Regions from separate parts of the Mus musculus genome. Here region 1 is linked to region 2. A link is a loop called in an ENCODE intact Hi-C map of the cell type or tissue named here. Cell type or tissue: left cerebral cortex. All regions are shown on one strand. Links, peaks and the distances in the headings refer to the core of each region. The heading gives the core; the rest is flanking DNA. Region 1 holds the start of Odr4 (odr4 GPCR localization factor homolog). Region 2 overlaps Ivns1abp (influenza virus NS1A binding protein).

Region 1 (6,539 bases), core at 2,502-5,001, 960 kb after region 2:
GCTGCAGGAATTATACACCAAACAGCTAGAGAAAAGCTCACGTTTATTTATGATCATGAGCTTCTTGTGTTCCTTTTTGATGAAATCAAATCAAACAAAAATTTTAGGTGGGCTGTGGTGGCGCCCGCCTTTAATCCCAGCATTTGGGAGGCAGAGGCAGGTGGATTTCTGAGTTCGAGGCCAGCCTGGTCTACAAAGTGAGTTCCAGGATAGCCAGCCAGGGCTATACAGAGAAACCCTGTCTTAGAAAAAAACAAAACAAAAAACTTAAGCTACATTTAATTGAAAAGCCTTTCAACCCTTAAGTTTTCTTCTGTCCTCCTCTGAAAGTCACAGGCTTCACCTAAACCCTTCCTAAGGAACCAGGCTTCATAGGAGAAACGCTGGACTCACAGAAGCTGTCACAAGGTATCATGAAATCAGTAGGTTTTACATTTTTAATATGAAAACAAATCACTATTTAAACCTTCAAGTACACATTTAAGCTACTTCAATCACTCTCAATAGTACCTTTGATGTGTAAAGCTACGTAAACACACGTGCTTCCAACTACTTTTATCCTTTTTACAAAAGCCATCTACATATGGCACGTGTGGCAAGAACACTTTTATTATTAGTCAGAATTAGAAACCAGGTCTGCAGACTGTGACAGCCTATGTCCTTACCACGCCTTTACTAATGGGAACACAAACTGCAACTGCTCGGACAAGGCCTCTGAGCATTTCCCACACTGTAAGTAGCTGCTCACAGAGAATGACGTGAGGGAGAGGACATTGAGAAGGCACAGGTCTGAATGCCTTTAGTCAGAGGGTAGGGAAGGAAAGCTTAGGCTCTCTCAGAGAGAGCACTGTGTTCTTTTAAGGTTCCGGTGAGGAAGGAGTGAGCAGGAGGTATAGGCCCAAGGTCTGTCGACACCATCAATTAGACTAAAACCACTATGTTTAGACTAAAACCACTATGTTTTTTTCTTCTTTTTTTGTGGTTTGGGTTGAGGAAGGCAAGGTTCCAAAGGCATTTAGTATGAGGAAATCATATGATTTACAAGATGTAACAGATATGTTTTCTATTAACAAAAATCTCAATCTTTTGATTTTATCAATGAAGACTAGGGAGCCAGATGCTGGGGTGAAAGTTTGCAAGCTCACAGAGGCAGAGAAGGCACCCAGCTGAAGTTCCAGAACAAATGCTCCTCTCTCAAGATATCACAAAAAAATCCTCCTTCAAACCTAATGTCCCTCCCTTCTACTTCCTGTATGCCTCTCTATCTGACCTGACTTCCTTTTATTCTGTTTTTTTTCTTTTTTCTTTTTTGTTTTTTTTCAAGATAGGGTTTCTCTGTGTAGCCCTGGCTGTCCTGGAACTCAGTCTGTAAACCAGGCTGGCCTTGAACTCAGAAACTTGCCTGCCTCTGCCTCCCAAGTGCTGGAATTAAAGGCGTGTGCCACTACTGCCTGGCTGTTTCTTTTTTTTCTTAATAATCCTACTTTACTTATAATTTACTTCCTGTCAGCTGGTTGCTTGCTCTGCCTGTTTACAATACTCATGCAGAAAGTTTCCCACATTAAAAGTGCGTGCCATGGCTGAGCCACACTAGAACTAAAAACAGGTTTTTCCAGTAAACAACACAATTTTGGAGTCCATAGTGTGATCAGTCTGCCTCTAGGCCTGAAGGCAGGAGAGCTAGGTGATTCTTACCTTGTTTGTATCCCTGCTTAGGGCTTTGCTACCTGGAAAGTCTGTTTCCAGGAGGGGCAGCTCCCTGCAAGTGTGATTTTCAAAGGTGTAGCTGGGCATCCAAGAACAGTTATAAAGATATAATCAAATACTTACTTAGCTTCTCAAGCTCCAGCCTCAAGTTCTGACACTCCCGGGTTTCAGTGACAAGCCTCTCCTGACTCTGTGAGAGCCTCTTCTCTATCTCAAAGTATTGTTGTTCTACAAAAGACAAGTCCACACACTATGAATAACATCATGCACACGTGCCCTTGAAAGCAGTATTAATACCACTGTTTATTTCTTCTAATACTGACTGCAAAACTTAAGATACACTATTGGAAATTTTAATCTTAATAAACAGATTAAAAACTGAAAAGGACTTTCCTGTTATTCTTAACTGGCATATAAAGACAACATTGACTAAAAGAGGGTTCATAAATTAATTTCATCTAGGCAGGCAAGGTTGTATTTTCTCCAGATCTCAGGAGATTATTAAACATTTAAATATAAGTTACCTAATAAATAAAAATACTTAATTAAAAAGTGCATTGTTTTAAAGGGGTTAATGTAAAAATAATTTAAATGATGCCTAAATTTCTGTAAAAATAAACATGCAGACTTCCCACAAAAAGGGACTGCATTTGTCTACTTCATCCCATTATTGGGACATATAAATTACTCAGTATTGACTGTGTGTAAATTAATTAACAGAATACAGTATATTATACAAACTTCTTAAGAGTCACAAAATAACTGGATATTTTTACTTATCAACGTTGCTTGATAACTACACTTTATTGAAGAAAAAAATTAAATTAGGTGGAAATTTCTAATCAATCTACCATACTATAGACCCCATTCCCTCAATTAATGATAAACCAAAACATGTGACAAAAAATTCTGTTTTTTCTTTCTTTTTTTTTTCGAGACAGGGTTTCTCTGTGTAGCCCTGGCTGTCCTGGAACTCACTCTGTAGACCAGGCTGGCCTTGAACTCAGAAATACGACTGCCTCTGCCTCCCAAGTGCTAGGATTAAAGGCGTGCGCCGCCACCACCGCCCGGCTCTGTTTTTTAAATAACTGTTTTCTTTCTCCCAAGAATATTTAAGCTATGTCTCTAATTTCCTTATACAAAAGCAACGACAAGAACGTACAAGCAGATATTTTTATTATATATTTCCTATCAAGTCTCAACGCTCTGGGAGAACCACCATATATTCATTTATCGCATTTCATTGCTCTTTCTAGTACCGTCCTTTTGTATACAAATTCCTCATCGCGACCATCTACTGCATTATTAGATCACAGGGTGCTATACACACTAAAACAAGGCACTAAAGGGGGGAAATGGGTAAAGGCTTATAAATCCAGTTTAAAAACAAACAAACTGGGGGGGGGGCGCTTAACTGTCATTTAAAGTACAGCAAAACAACATTAGATTAGGATTGCATAGTCCTAAAAATCTGGTGCAAACTGGGCCAAATTCTCCAGTTTCTGTCGGTGGGCCCATTGAGGAGTTTCCACAGAAGACTACGCTTAGTAAAAGGAAACCGAGGTAAACGAAGGTGGATTTAGATCGGGGAGGATCCCCCCGCCCCCCGATCTAAACCACACAGCGGGGAGAAGAGAGAAGGCCTCCGCTGCACATGGAGCCTGAGAAGCTGCTACCTGAACACCTCACCAGGGAGAAGAGGGCAGGCGTGCAAAGGAGGTCGGGCCCCAGCTCCAGACCGGAGCGCGAAGAGCGTCTCCACACTTACCACTCTCCACCTTAAATTTCTCGTGCCGCCCCTTCAGGCAGTCGATCTCGGACTGCTGCTCGGCCAGGAACTTCTCAAGTTTGTTCTGCGTCGACTTCGGCAGTTTGTTCAGTTCCGGGCGCTCCAGCACTTGCTGCAACACCGCCGCCATGTCGGCCGGGATCGCGGCAACAGCCGCAGCGGCTGAAGGAGAAGCCAAGGAGCAAGGAGAAGCGCGGAGCCCAGCCGCCGGAGCCGCCCCGTCCGCCGCCTCGCTCGCGGTCTCTCGCGCGCCTGCCCGCCTGAGACTCCCGCGGCGGGACCCTGGGAAAGAGAGTCCCGCGTTAGGTGCAGCCAGAGCCGCGCCGCCGCGCCCTCTCTGCGCACGCAGCCACCGGGAGCTAGGCACGCTGGGAAAGCGAGTTCACAGCAGCCTCGGCCCCAGTTTTTTGGGGATTTCACCGGTTTCCAGCCCCAGAGACTCTTGGGAAATGTAGTGTATTTCTCACCCGCTTACGCGCGCTCAGGCCGCACCTCTCGCCCCACTTCCTTCTTTCTCCCCGCCCCCGGCTCGCCTCCTATGGCTGTGACGAGTGCCCGCGCGGGGGCGCTACATAAGTACGCAGCCACCCTCGTCCTTATCCCGGAGGAGCAAGACGACCTTACCGTCAAAACCCCGGGATGTCATGGGTACTCCTCTGTGGCCACTTCTAGAAGCCGAGCCACCAGAGGTCATGGGTCACGGCAGGGTGTCTCGACAGGCTCTGGGCTACCGCCACGATCTTAACGGTGCCCCGAGAGGGGCGGGGTGCAGGCCTCCCTCGCTTGGGTAGAAGAGCTGCGGAGATGGGTGCGGGACGGCTTGCGTCATCAGTCTGCACCCGTTGGGGCCGCGACCCGCGTTTGGAGTAGGAAGTGTCTCTGCTGTCGCTTTCTGATGAGATCATTGGCTGTGGACGTGGGGACCTGAGTGGCACCTGGCCTTTGAAGGTAGCTACTTGTACCCTAACTCGAGTTCTCTCGCTGACAGAAAGCTCCAGGGATTTATTTGCCACATGTGCACATTCTGAGATCAAGTTAGTCGGCCAAGGAATATGTGTGCACCCGGGCACCACCAGCTTCCTTTTCGGGGAGAAAAGAAAGGATTTAGGGACCATATGGAACAGTCAGTCACTGGTGCACACTCAAGCCCTGTTCGGAGGAGATTAGCTTAGTGTCAAACCTGGTACCTACATGCTTTTGTGGGTGTGAGGTACCGAATGACTTAGTGCGAAATTAAAGTAGTCTGGTTAATATTTTAAACAGAAAAAAAATCAAATTTTGTTGTTTATGTAGTAAGATGACATTGCAGGCAAATGTCTGATGTTGACGTTTTTAATTTTAACATTTTTAGGACAGTTTTATTGAGACACTTGTCATTTTGCCACAGTAACAGAACTATGTCTGTTTCCCGAACACGACTCAGCAATATCAGCGTGTACTTCGTTTCATGGCTGGGTACTTTTCTGGAAGAATTTGTTGCCTTTTGATTGAAAATAAGGAGAGCACATGCCTGTGGTGTCAGCTACAGGGATTAAGAGGTGGGGGGGTTATCATTCCAGGACAGCCTGTGTTAGGAGTCAGGCTCTGTCTTAATGAAGGGGATGGGAGGGATTAAATTAGTAGGAGATTCATAACTGAATTCACAAGCTGAAGAAGAGGACAGGAGATGAGAACAGGAGATGTTCCTGCAATGATTCAATTGAAGGGCTGAGTATCATTGCCACCGCAAGCAAAACAGATTGAGAGAACTTAAATCCCACCTTTCACACTCACTACTTTAGTCATTTGGAGGAGTTATTTAACATTTCTTTTTGATTTCTTTATGTATAAAACGGAGACGACAATAATAGTACTTACCGTGCAGGAATTTGTATTAAATATCAATACATGTGAAGTCCTTAGAAAAATGTCCCGTGTAGAATTGAAGCAATATAGATAATTGTCATTGCAGACTGGTTACCTAAGTGGCTGTTATTAGGAGTTGTCTCATAGCAGCAATCACACATTTGTGCCTTCCCACCTTGCACAATTTGTAGAAAACAGTCGTTTTACAGTCACTATTGGGTAAACAAATTTGAGTCTCTCTCCTCTTAATGAACTAATCAGAAATTCAGCTTCCATATTTTAGAAACAAGAATATCGAAGTTCACCAATAAATTGTCATAGAGAATGCAGCTAAGGAGTAGATCTAAAATAAGAAATTAGATGTGTTGAATGGTATCCTTATTTCCTTATCCCAAGAGTGAGAAGTAACTTTGCTTTCTCATGGCAATTGGTAATTATATTTGTTATTGTTGTTTTGTTTTCTTCCTGTGTCTTTCCAGGCAGGGTTTCACTCTTTAGATCAGATTGTCCCAGAACTCACTATATAGCTTTGGCTGGCCTCCAGCTCAAAGCGCCAAGTCTGTTTCATCCTCAAGGGTACAGCAATTCCAGGCTTGCACCACCATATCTGGCTGGGACTCTTGTTCCTTCTTTTCTTTTCTCAAAAGATTTTTGGATTTATTATCGTTTGGTGTGTATATTTGTGTGAACAAGCTACATGTGTGCAGACTTGAGAAGTGGGAGTCAGATTTCCTGGAGTTGCAGCTAAAGGCATTTGTGCACCTCTGGACTTGGATGCTGGAAACCGAACCCAAGCTCTGTGGAAAAGCAGCATGGGCTGCTAACCGTTAAGCCACCACTCTGGCCCCAAGGGAGTTCTTTCTTTCTTTCTTTTTTTTTTTGACAGGGTTTCTCTGTGTAGCCCTGGCTGTCCTGGAACTCACTCTGTAGACCAGGCTGGCCTCGAACTCAGAAATCCACCTGCCTCTACCTCCCAAGTGCTAGGATTAAAGGCGTGCGCCACCACTGCCTAGCAGCGGGAGTTTTTTCTTATAGCACTGTACTAAGAATTCCAAAGCTGGGAGCTGGAGAGATGGCTCAGCAGTTAAGACCACTGACTGCTCTTTCAGAGGTCCTAAGTTCAATTCCCATCAACCACATGGTTACTCACAACCATCTGTAATGAGATCTGATGCTCTCTTCTGGTGTGTCTGAAGAC
Region 2 (6,539 bases), core at 2,720-5,219:
GCTCAGTGAGCAAAAGTACTTGTTGCTAATTGTTCTTTCAGAGGACCCGAGTTTGGCCCACATCAGGCAAGTAGCTCAAAACCACTGGTTAACTCTAGCTCCTGGGGACTCAAAGCCTTCTGGTCTCTGCAGGTACTTTCCCTTATGTGTAGACCACACACATACATGAATCTGTTGTATCAGACACTGTCAATACACCACTCTAATTCCATTTACTCTTGGGAACACACACTATCTTGAAACTGATCTAGTTTATGCCCAAGCCAGAAAGGTTCATGTCAAGGCCAAGCGACAGTTCTGTGTAGTGATCTGACAATGTAAGTAATGCTATTTAACATACTATCAAAATTAAACATACCCATCAGAGATGTAGCATTTTATGTAACTTGATTTCCCAATACTATCTTGTCATCATCATCATAATCATCATAGAAAAATATACAAGTAGCTTAAATACAAAAATATTGAATGGAATCTTCACTGAGAGAGACTGTCAGTCAAGAGGACAGGTTTTCCTTCCTTGTTACCAAAAGGTCAAAACAACATGCTCACCCAAGATGGGAAGGGACTGAAACTCTAAATCTTGGGCCTAATTAGATGTTTTGTGATAATTTCTACATCCTAACCCCTCAGAACACCTTGCCAGTATACTACTTTCACAATGTGTAATACGCTACCTGCTTGACTCGGTCCATCTTCAGCTTCTTGGCTGCAGAATAAACATCTTTTACTAATTCCTTATCAGCTTTCAACCTATTTAAAAAAAAAGGGGGGGGGGGGGAGTTTTTGTAGTTATGACCAGGCTTTTCACATCCAGACACTCGGTACTTGATGTTCTGGTTCATTTGAAGGCACTCACTGAGCCGTGTATGCATAATTCAGCAAGACTTCAACAGCTTCTGGATTGAGATCATCCAACTTCACATGAGAAACTCCATGAGGGTCACTGTCACTATTGAAGATTTCAAATAGATAGGGGCTACAGCAAGCCAGGACTGCCCTGTGTGCTAGCATCTCATGGCCACAGACCTGAAATAATGAAAACCAAAATGAGAAAGAAGTCTTGCTGACTATGCACTCAACATACCAGCTTCCTCTGTCTCACAGTTCTAGTTAAAAGTCATCTCACCGCTAGAAAGTTGGCTCAATGGTTAAGAGCACTGGCTGCTCTTCCATGGGACCAGCACCTACATGGTAGCTCCTAACCACCTGTAAATCCAGTTCCAGGGAATCCTACCCGTCTTCTCAACTCCACAGCACTGCACACATGTGGCATGTGGTACAAGTCATACATGCAGGCAAAACACCCATACACGTAAAAAAATAAGATCTCAAAAAACAAGACAAAACAACAACAACAAAAAACCCCCTAGTCATCTCATTAATTGCCTGTTTAGGGGGTGGGGGCACAACTTATGGTTTTATGAGTTTACTTTTTTAGTAACAAAAGGTCATGAATTAAGTTTTAAATACCTGAAGTCGAACATCACAGAACTGCCCACTCTTCCTCAAGGCATTTAATTTGGCAACAGATGATTCAATAAAATTTTCATCTTCAAACATCAAATATCCATTGGGAATCATTTTTCCTTATAAATTTGGCTAAACAGAAAAAAAAAAGAAAGCTAAGTTATTTTACATGTAAATAGTTCTTAAAATTTTTCAAGCAGGGTATGGTGAGTCACACCTTTAATCTCAGCACTTGGGAAAGAGGCGGGTAGATTCCTGAGTTTGAGGCCTGCCTGGTCATACACAAGACAGTAAAGTCAAGGACAATCACAGTACACAGTAAACCATTGTTTCAAAAAAGAATGTTATGTATTTTTCAAACATACCCAAATTCTATCCTACCAACACACCAAAACATTTATTGCACAAAATCCTAGCTCAAACAACACTGGTCCAGGATACGGATGACCTCAGCCTGACTTTGATCCTATGACTTTGTAACCATCACCCAGTAGTGAGCATCTCAACAACCTAAACCTGGTTTCCAGGTCAAACACGCATTCCTCCGGAAGGAAGGAAAATGAAATCTTTCTCTTTCCAAACCTATACAGCAAGCGGCTTAAGAGAGGCATGTAGGGATTTGGCTGCTGTCCATCCGTTACTCTCAAAATTAAACCAATGTTCACTTGAGACATCTCATATAGCCCAGTCTGGCCTTCAATTCAGAACCCAGCTGAGACTGGCCCTGAACTCAATCCCCCTTCCTTATCAGAGGCACATACTCCCAGCCCTGGAAAACTAAAATTCTTTGTAAAGACACCATTTCCTATATACAACACTGGGAACAGAACCAAGGGCTTCAAATATGCTAGGTAAACACAACCACTGAGCTACATCTCCAGCCTATTGTTCTCAAAACAAGTTTTTAACTTAACTTATAAACCAGTAACTTATACTAAATGAGTAAGAGTAAGAGATTCAGTTTAAAGTAACTTAAAAGTCAGAATACACAAAAAGGAATACTAAAGGAGGAAAGAAAAAAATCAAATTTTAATTAAAAAATTTTTAAAAATGATAAAGATGCTTGTTAGGTGCCTGCAAGATGGGCACTAAACAGGTCGTGTACTTACCACCTTGCCTGAGGACTTGAGTTCAAGACCCAAGGACCCACAAGGAAAAAGGAAAGACCGCCCCTTCCCCCACCCCACACACTGTTAAAAAGAAAGTTTTCATAGCCAAATGGTTAGGATCTCTCTGACCATTTAAACATTGAGATAGAGTCTATACTCAGTACAGTTTTCAGAAAACCCGTGTCTTTAAAAAAATGGTATTTATTATTAAGTTGGGGAAGCATGCCCCAGCCCTAGGGTGTGTGGAAGTCAGAGGCAACTTTGTTTAATTCTTCCTTCTACCAGTGTTCCCAAGGATCAAATGTGCGTTGCCAGGCTTCTGCAGAAAAGTGCCTCTTCTCACTGAGCCAGCTCACACCCCAAACAAAGTTACTGCTAAATATGCAGAATATTCACTTACCAACAATTACTGAAGAGAAATGTGTCACTGAGAACGCAAATGATCCAAAGACAAAGAAGGAGTGTTGAAACAAAGCACTTCGTTACAGTGTGAAGAAAGGTGGCTGACTGAAGGGAGATGTCTTAGGCTTTAATGGTGGTTCCAAAACTAGCAGGCTTGAAAATGATGTAATCAAGTCCTTAAAAGCTATAGACATGAATTTCTTCTGTGATAATCATGCATCATAATCTGTAAAAATAGCATATCTAAGTTAGATATTTGGAAGAATCAGTCTGCCATTCATGTAGGTAGAATAGGTCATATAAAATAAGTTATTCTTTGAGGTAAAAGGCAAAAAATATTCACATTACATTAAGAAAACAAACTATTAACAACTCCTTTTTATTTAACATACAAGTACTCAGTGATTTCTTTAAAAAAATCCTTTCTTATTATTAAAGAAGGATATACTAGCCTAGGAAGTAAAGGACAAATATAAATATTAACTGTAAAAGTATTTACTATTAGATTCCAGCTACCATGAAAACACCCGATGTTTGCTCTAGGAGCCAGGAAAGCACCTTTGGGCACTCCTCCCAGACACATATATGCTATAAGCCAGATACCCCACTGCCCAAGGTGTGCTTGGCATTTAACCCTGCCCTTGTTTCATGCTGCCTTTCTAGCTGGAAAATCCTTAAGGCGACTCCTGACAGGTGAACTCCTTTAGCTGTGGAGCCTTCGCCAGTTCCCCGGGCCCCACACTCAGAACCTCTCTGAAGTCACGCACAATTGTCCAGAACTGCTGTTCTGTGCTCAGCTTCCAGGCCGATCCTCTGCCTTGGTCATTTTAAAGGGCAGCCTGTGTTGCATGACCATCTTAAAAACAAAAACTGTATCAACTCTATTACACTGCTATGATGTTGATTTCTTCTGCTTTATAATTTCTTATCTTTTCTTACAAAACTAGTTTTAACAAAACAAATGTTCTCTGAAAACAGGTAATCCCATACCATGTACATACAGAGACCATACTGGAGATTTATAAACATTCTAAACTTGAGTTCTGCCTGTACATGTCTGTTTATCATGTATGCAGTGCCCTCGGAGGCCAAAAGGAGGCAATGAATATGCTGGAATTGGAGTTACAGTGTGACCAGCTACATGATGCTAAAAATTGAAACCTGGGGCTGGTGAGATGGCTCAGTGGGTTAGAGCACCCGACTGTTCTTCCGAAGGTCCAGAGTTCAAATCCCAGCAACCACATGGTGGCTCACAACCATCTGTAACAAGATCTGACGCCCTCTTCTGGAGTGTGTGAAGACACCTACAGCGTACTTACATATAATAAATAAATAAATCTTAAAAAAAAAATTGAAACCTGGTCCTTTAGAAGGTGAAATATTTATTATTTTGATAGCTTGGATGCTCTAACTTAGATTTATTGGGGTAGGAGTAAAATTACTATAGTCTTTAAGAGAAAAACTTTGTAGAGACTGTTTGGGGTAATTCTGGCATATGCACTTGTACAATATGTACACTACAATACTGCTTTCAATTTTGAGAAATAAGGTCTTTTTATTTAATATCTGACTTTCTGCTTACTACAATTTTAACATATGAAATGGGCACACAAGCCAATATCCCTAGCACTTAGGAGTGAGATGGGAAGATTAAGAGTTCAAAGCCCACTTGAGTTACATAGTAAGTTTCAAGGCTGACTGAGGCTACATGAGACTGTCTAGCAAAGATTTTAATATGAATTTCGCCTTTATCAGTAATACCTACCCATTGTTACAACTCTAAAAAGCTAGCCAAGTCCAAATGACCTTTAAATTAATACAAACTTGTTTTTAAAAGTTCATGTTTACTTTCATTAAGATAAGCTTGGGTATATCAGATGCCTTCTGGACAAAATAGCCACACTACATAAAATTTTTTTAAAAACTTAAAGTATTCTCAAATTTCATGTTTCTTATTTCATATATAAAACTTATGCACAGTAACTAATGATATTTTAAAATGGGGGAAATTTTATCTTTCAAAAGCCAGACCAAGGCTCAAACATCCCTAAGTCATATAAGAATATAAAATGTACTTTTTGTATTTAAAATACTGTTTGAGCCAATCCATTTTTAACACTGAAACTGGTGTGAAAATGAATATATACTGCTAAAGACATTTCAGTTCCTTAGTGTGGTTGGTAGAAGAAATGGAAGACAGGGGACTTACTATTTGGTATTCAAGAGTTACTATAGCCCAGAAGATTAGCCTAAGTGAAATATAATCCAGCGGGTCTTACAGAGCTGTGAGAACAGCGTATCATTTCCCACCCTCTGCTAAGCAAAAGGAAACATCACATTTTCAAACATTGCTAAGGTAAACCACAAATATTTAAGTTTCAAGGTAATTTTTTCCAAAGAAGTCAATCACTTAGTAATTTAAGAATTCCCTCCCCAGTGTTGGACTAAACCCAGGGGCTCAAGCATATCAAGCAAACACTTAACCACAAGCTACAGACACTTGTGATTCTAAACATGGCAGACACATACTGGAATAAAAAAACTTAGAACAAAATGGAGTTAGCTCAGTTTCTGCAGCCTTAGATACCGTAGAGGCGGATAAAGCAGAGAAACCGGCTCAGGCAAAGAGGAAGATAAGACATGGCAGCACAGAGTCCAGAAACTGTGGCTGTTTTGGTTTCAATAGAAGGTAGACTGCAGGATGCACATGGTACACGGTGAAGCGGAAATTACCAACTTATTTTAAGGTTTAAACAATGCTAAGTATGGAGACCAGATGAAGGTTTGACAAAAGGGTGTTAGAGAAGGTGTGGTGGGGGCATGCCTGGAAAGAACATGGAGACATTTAATGAAGATTAGACACACCCATGCTGACTTGGTCTTCAACTAAGGCGCTGAGTGAGGGCTGAAGGCATCTTAACATGGGCGCACCACTATCAACATGCCACTTTTAGAATAAGAAAGAAAAAAGAAGCAAGACTGGGATGTTCTAATGCTGAGGTACTTTTGGATATCCAGGCTGACATCAGAAGTGTAAAGAGTACTGTTACAGGGCTAGAAACATTAACACAGTGGTAACTGAACCAGAAATCACTCCAATAATACTTTTAACACCAACAGAAGGTAGGAATATGCTCAACCTTCAAAAATTCCTACCTGCAGCATCTGACTATACCATCAAACTGCTAAAAAGCTAGAAAACAAAAACAAACAAACAAAAACCCAACCAAACAAACGAACAAAAACAACAAAAAACCCTCTGGGGTAAGTCACATTAATATCACTGGCCAAGACAGTCAAGAAACTTTTTTGAAAAACTAAATTTATATGGCACTTAAAACATCCAAACAAGAAATGCAAAAACAAGGTCAACCTCCCACCAATAACTAAAATAAAGCGTGAAATGCTGTCTTTGGAAAAGACAAAGTTAGAAGGCAACTATAAATTAAGACAAAGGCTACAGAAATGGGAATCTATTAATTAACTCAAGATTTCACTAATTAGGAAATCAAAAGAAAGCCACCCCAGGCCTCCCTGCAAGGAAGCCACCAAAGTGTG

What was found. Hi-C counts contacts between places; a loop is a spot of excess contacts. Peaks named below come from ENCODE experiments on the same cell type or tissue, not always from the same donor. Only the 100,000 strongest peaks of a DNase experiment are listed, where the experiment ranks them.
Region 1: a loop joins it to region 2, with 5 times the contacts of the local background. A loop is called at or near these places in 2 of 42 quality-filtered maps.

Annotation. Positions count from the first base shown.
Region 1 is chr1:150,390,595-150,397,133 of GRCm38, reverse strand. It overlaps Odr4 (odr4 GPCR localization factor homolog), which reads left to right and starts at 4,079. Exons shown (of 14, transcript NM_145511.2): 1 at 4,079-4,444. Tpr (translocated promoter region, nuclear basket protein) reads right to left here and starts at 4,296. Exons shown (of 52, transcript NM_133780.3): 1 at 4,121-4,296; 2 at 3,476-3,778; 3 at 1,831-1,935. The coding sequence starts at 4,190. In left cerebral cortex, for the core only: a CTCF peak has its summit at 4,053; DNase peaks (open chromatin) are centred at 3,980 and 4,307; H3K4me3 peaks cover 2,340 bases; H3K27ac peaks cover 1,778 bases.
Region 2 is chr1:151,346,044-151,352,582 of GRCm38, reverse strand. It overlaps Ivns1abp (influenza virus NS1A binding protein), which reads right to left. Exons shown (of 15, transcript NM_054102.2): 2 at 2,980-3,207; 3 at 1,474-1,602; 4 at 860-1,029; 5 at 678-753. The coding sequence starts at 1,584. It also overlaps the pseudogene Gm10138. Among named protein-coding and RNA genes, the nearest start is that of Ivns1abp, 4.8 kb to the right of the region's middle. In left cerebral cortex, for the core only: a CTCF peak has its summit at 4,072; no DNase peak of the experiment used is centred there; H3K4me3 peaks cover 37 bases.